Regions from separate parts of the Homo sapiens genome. Here region 1 is linked to region 2. The links are chromatin contacts, found by POLR2A ChIA-PET in ENCODE. All regions are on one chromosome and are shown on one strand. Each heading gives the region's core, a stretch centred on a gene start or an enhancer-like site at or near the end of the contact. The rest is flanking DNA. Distances are from core to core; before and after follow the strand shown.

Region 1 (2,873 bases), core at 306-2,805, 120 kb after region 2:
AGCAGATCATCTGGTTTAGAGAATTAAATATATGGGACAATTCTTTTTTTTTTTTTTGAGACAGAGTCTTGCTCTGTTGCCCAGGCTGGAGTGCAGTGGCGCGATCTCGGCTCACTGCAAGCACCGCCTCCCGGGTTCATGCCATTCTCCTGCCTCAGCCTCCCGAGTAGCTGGGACTACAGGTGCCCGCCACCACGCCTGGCTAATTTCTTGGTATTTTTAGTAGAGACGGAGTTTCACCATGTTGGCCAGGATGGTCTCAATCTCCTGACCTCGTGATCCGCCCGCTTCAGCCTCCCAAAGTGCTGGGATTACAGGTGTGAGCCACCATGCCTGGATAAATGGGACATTTCTTACATCTAAGCATCATGGAATAAAATGCATATTTGTTACCTGTATCTTGTCCAGACATACTTGGGGGCCCATCTCTTCTTCCTCCCTTAGAGACGAGAGTGCACACCCACTCATGAAACACCCCTAGCACATCCCAAAACACACCTGGGATGCCTTTTGGGTGGAATAAGAACAGAAGCTCCATGAGGGCAGGGACTTCGTTACTGCTGTACCTAGACTGCTCTTCAGTCTCAGTGGCTCTCCTAGTTTCCCCGGCTTCTGACTTAGGGCAACTTAAGCCATGCTAGAGCCAGGGGGCCCTGTGCACACGGGCCGAAGGGAGAACCAGCCAGACACCCTGGGGTAGCCTCTTCTCAAGAACATGAACCTACCTGGGGACAGTTCTCAGTCAGGAGCAATCCCTTCCCAGGAAACATCCGGCAATATCTGGAGGCAGTTTGGATTGTCACAAGAGCAGAGGAGTTGGGGGAGTGCCAATGGCATGTGGTGGATAAGGGCCAAGGAGGCTGCTAAACATCCTACAGGGCACAGAACACCCCCCACCCACCCACCCACCCCCACCATCCAAGATTATCCTGCCCCAAATGTCAACAGTGCTGAGGTTGAGAAAGCCTGGGATAGGGACACAGCGGAGGGGAACTCAGACAGGACGGGGTCAGAGAAGAGACAGGAAAAGGTCAGCCTGCCCTGTAGCTACTGAACCCTCCCTCCCCACAACCCCCTTGCTCTGTGTGGGCCTTTGGTCTCTTCTTTTGTCTCCCGCCCTGCTTCTCTCCTCTATCTCTTTGGTGTTGTCCCTGTTTATTTCTGTTTATCTCTCGGTCTCCATTTCTCACTCAGTTGTGCCATCCACTCTGGCTGGATCCCTGTGTTCTGAGACGTGAGACAAGCCTTTGGCATTTGTACTCCTTCACCCACACTAATCACTCCAGCTGCCTCGGCCTGGGAGCGGAGCCAGGAGGTTGACAAAGGGGGGAGGGTACAAAGAGGGGGGTTGGGGGTAGGGGGTAGCACACACTCCCTGCTATCCTCACCACTCTTCTTGCCCTAGTTCCTGGGGCCCCAGTGTCTGCCAATGAGAGCCCTAGAGATCCAGCCACTGTCTTTCTCTCGCCCTCCAGGGCCTGGGACCAATCCAGCATGCCCGAGTGGCCTTGCCCTGCCCACTGACCTCTTCCTCCTTACCTCACCCCCTGGTTCCTTAAATTTCCCCTCCAGCCCAGTCCAGCAGCTGTTACAAAACAACTGGGGGCTGGGCATCTCCTTACCCCTGGCCCTGCCTTGGGTGACTGCCACTTAGCCCAGCACCCTCCGCCCAGAGATAAGGGACCTATGGTCTCTGCTCTGGTCCTAGTTTTTAGGACCCAGAGATCACTGCCCTGAGCCAGGAAATGATTTCTTGTGTTAGGACCCAGTGCTCAGTGTCCAGATTCAATTGCCAGTGCCTGTCCCCAGGACCCAGGACTCAGCCCTTTGTGCCTGAGGCCAGAGCTGCCTGCCCTCTTCCTACCACACACCTCGCCTGGCAGAACGTGGTGGCCTAGGCTGCTGTGTTTTAGGGGTGGGCATTGTGTGAGACCAGGAACCCTTCAGGTGACATTGCAGAAAAGTCTGGTGGCAATTTTTAAAACAGAAAGTTGAGGGACTTTTGGCCAGGCATGGTGGCTCATACCTGTAATCCCAGCAGTTTGGGAGGTTCAGTCAGGAGGAGTTCAAGACCAGCCTGGGCAACATAGTGAGATCCTGTTCCCATCACTGTTTTTTTTTTTTTTAAGATTCCATTCCTTTTGGGAGGCTGAGGCGGGCAGACCACTTGAGGTCAGGAATTCAATATCAGCCTGACCAATCATGTTGGTTTTAGTCTCTACTAAAAATACAAAAATTAGCAGACATGGTGGCAGGCGCCTGTAATCCCAGCTACTTGGGAAGCGATTCAAGGAGAATCGCTTGAAGCCGGGAGGAGCAGGTTGCAGTGAGCCAAGATCGCGCGACTGCACTGTAGCCTAGGCGACAGAGTGAGACTCCGTCTCAAAAAAAAAAAAAAAAAAAAAAAAAAGTGTTGTAATCCCAGCACTTTGGGAGGCCGAGGCAGGCAGATCTCCTGGGGTCAGGAGTTCGAGACCAGCCTGGCCAGCATGGTGAAACCCCATCTCTACTAAAAAATACAAAAATTACCTGGGCATGCCCGGGCGCAGTGGCTTACACCTGTAATCCCAGCACTTTGGGAGGCCAGGGCTGGTGGATCACGAGGTCAGGAGATCAAGTCCCATCCTGGCCAACATGGTGAAACCCCTTCTCTACTAAAAATACAAAAATTAGCTGAGCGTGGTGGCATGTGCCTGTAATCCTAGTTACTCTGGAGGCTGAAGCAGAAGAATTGCTTGAACCAGGGAGCCAGAGGTTGCAGTGAGCCGAGATCGCGCCACTGCACTCCAGCCTGGCGACAGAGCAAGACTCTGTCTCAGAATAATAATAATAATAATAATAATAATAATAATAATAATAATTAAATTGAGGGA
Region 2 (2,847 bases), core at 163-2,662:
CTCAAAGAAAAAAAATTAAATATATCTATTGTTTAGGAAATAATGATAAGAAAAAAAGTCTGTACATGTTCAGCACAGATGCAATTTTGGTTTTGAATATTTTTGATGCAAAGTTGGTTAAACCCACAGATGCTGTGGACTAGACTAGGAAGTGCTAGGCATACACAGTATTTGTTGACTAGTGGCTGCACAGATTTATATACAGACATACCCGCCCCCACAACAATACTCAAATACATCACATTAATAGACAAATATACAGATGTGGGCAAAAATACCTGCCCGCACATTCACAGAACACACTAAACAGTCACAAAGACACCCAGGAGTCCCTTTTCCATCCCCATAGGAGTCAGTCCTAGTCCTCCCCCATCTAGATCTGCCCTCTACTTGAACCCAGTCTCGGGACTGGGGGAGTAGGGGTCTGCAGCCCGGACAGGGAGAGGGTCGCTGGCCCACAGGCCTCAGGCAGCGCCTTCAGCTATGTCTGCAATTTCCTCTCCCCCTTTCCTCCTCCTCTCTAAGGCTCCCGCCAAGGCGGCCTCCCCCTCATTCTAGCTCCAGCAAGGGAGGGGAGGTCCATGATGGGGGGGCCCCGTGGAGACAGGGCAGAAGGAAGCCCCCCGCCACACACACTGATCACACACCACATTGCATGCACAAGCCCAGGTGGGAAATGCGTGTGTGAGCACAGGCAGGTTTAGCCTTGGGGTGGGGGACGGGATGGGGTGGGATCTGCCACAAGCCGCCACAAGCTGCTTGGTGCACAAGAGCGCAGGAGCTCGCAGGCACAGAGGCCCCACGCTGGGGTCTGCGAGACTGCTGGCCGGGCCCTGGCTCAAAGCTGGAGTCCAACAATCATTAACCCTGCGTGACTAGACCAGAGCTCGGCCAGGGGACACATTCAAGCCTGGGCCCTGGAAGGAGGGGTGGACAGTCCCCTCCCTTCCAGTCCAGCATGGGTCTGGGGAAGAGAAGCAGCTTTGCCTGGAAGGGGCCTCCTAGGAGGGGGAGCGGTGGTTTCTAGCTCAGGCTTTAGGATCAGAGAGCAGCAGATTCAAATCCTGACGGTTTTGGTAAAGTCAATTCAATCTCTCCAAGACTCCGTTTATTTGATCTGCGAAGTGGGGATAATGGTATCACGTCGCAGGGTTGTCAGGCGGAGTAAGTGAAAGAACCTGTCCAAGGTTTAGCCCTTGGCCCGCACGCAGGCAGAGCTCCAGCCTCTCTGTTGTTGCTGTTAGTGGCCTGGGGGCGGGTCCCTGCCGCGGCCTCCCCGGCGGTTTCCTGTGGGGGACGGACGGCCCGCGGGCCGGGCTCTCCCTCCTCCCGGCTGCCCGCTCCTCTCCCCTTCCTCTCCCAGCCCTTTTCCTCCCCGCCTCCCCGCCCGCCCCGCCCCGCCCCGTCCCTCCTCTTTCCTCGGAGGAAACTTTCCGCCGGCTGGTCCCTCGGTCCGTGTCCCGCCCGTGCTGCCGCGGCCTGGGAGCCCAGCGGGGCCGGAGGGGCGGCGGGACCCGAGCGGGCGGGGGCGGCCGGACCCAGTGTATGCGGCCGCGGGACGCGCTGGGGCCGGGCAGCCGGGAAGCGGGGCGCTGACGGTGAGTGGGCCTGGCCCCGGGCCGGTGGGTCCCCGCGGGGCGGCCGGGCGAGGAGAGAGGCAGCTTCCCTTCCCGGAGCCCGCCTGGGGCGTGGAGGCTCAGCGTCCCTATCCTCCATCCCGCCCCGGGACGGCGGAACCGGGCCTCAGCTGGGGACCTCACCAGGGGGCGGGGCCTCCCGCGGTCCCCGGCGCTGCTCCCAGGACTGGAGGGGCGTCCGCGCCCGGGAGAGGGGTTCCCCCCGACAGGGCCCCGGGCCGCCACGAAGTTAGGGAAGCGCTCTCTCCAGGGTGGAACCTGGGCCCGCGGCTCCCGGGAGAGGAGCTGCCCGCGGAAGGGGTCGGGGTGGGCTCCAGGCTGGGAGAAGGATCTGACTTTGCTGACCTCGCAGGCTGGTAGGGGAGCTGCCCCCCAGAGCAGCATGGATGCCCCGCGAAGGGACATGGAGTTGCTCAGCAACAGCCTGGCTGCCTACGCGCACATCCGCGGTGAGGGCGGGCGCCGGAAGACTGGGGGCCTGAACCCTTCCCTGACCACCATCCCCTTCCCTCCCCAGCGCCTTGTCCGTCCCCTCCGCCCCGCTCCCCGCCCTCTTGCCCGCTGGCGGTTCCCTAATGCCCTTCGAGTAGGGGTTACAGGCCTCGCCCCCACACCTAGAACCTGGGGTCTTTCGGAAGTGGGACAACCCCCACCCGTCCGGGCCTCTCCGTGACCCCCGCCCTGTGCCCCGCAGCCAACCCCGAGAGCTTCGGCCTCTACTTCGTGCTGGGCGTCTGCTTCGGCCTGCTGCTCACCCTCTGCCTGCTCGTCATCAGCATCTCGTGGGCGCCCCGCCCGCGGCCCCGGGGCCCGGCTCAGCGCCGGGACCCCCGCAGCAGCACCCTGGAGCCCGAGGACGACGACGAGGACGAGGAGGACACGGTGACTCGGCTGGGCCCCGACGACACGCTGCCGGGCCCCGAGCTGTCCGCAGAGCCGGACGGGCCCCTCAACGTCAACGTCTTCACGTCGGCGGAGGAGCTGGAGCGGGCGCAGCGGCTGGAGGAGCGCGAACGGATCCTGCGGGAGATCTGGCGCACCGGGCAGCCGGACCTGCTGGGCACAGGCACGCTGGGGCCCAGCCCCACGGCCACGGGCACCCTGGGCCGCATGCACTATTACTGATGGGCCCCGGCTCCCGCTGCAAGGCGCTCGGGGTACCGGACCTGCACATGAGCTCAGAGCTACCCCACACCTTCGGACTGCCTCG

What was found. ChIA-PET counts read pairs that join two places held with the same protein, here RNA polymerase II (POLR2A).
Region 1: POLR2A ChIA-PET joins it to region 2 with 12 read pairs in Panc1. The contact joins the enhancer-like site here to the promoter of EVA1B in region 2. POLR2A ChIA-PET finds 5 or more read pairs at or near these places in 7 of 52 experiments (Caco-2, GM12878, HepG2 and 4 more).

What each region holds. Positions count from the first base shown.
Region 1 is chr1:36,202,398-36,205,270 of GRCh38, reverse strand. No RefSeq gene overlaps it. Among named protein-coding and RNA genes, the nearest start is that of THRAP3, 21 kb to the left of the region's middle. Within about 2 kb of position 1,555, at least 25 of the 41 ENCODE cell types and tissues checked have a DNase peak (open chromatin) inside an H3K27ac peak, as active enhancers do.
Region 2 is chr1:36,322,210-36,325,056 of GRCh38, reverse strand. EVA1B (eva-1 homolog B) reads left to right here and starts at 1,412. Exons shown (of 3, transcript NM_001304762.2): 1 at 1,412-1,598; 2 at 1,990-2,086; 3 at 2,332-2,847. The coding sequence starts at 2,020. The coding sequence ends at 2,762. It also overlaps a transcript of SH3D21 not described here. RefSeq lists silencers at 1,145-1,374, 1,465-1,824, 1,885-1,934, 2,025-2,214 and an enhancer at 1,259-2,143.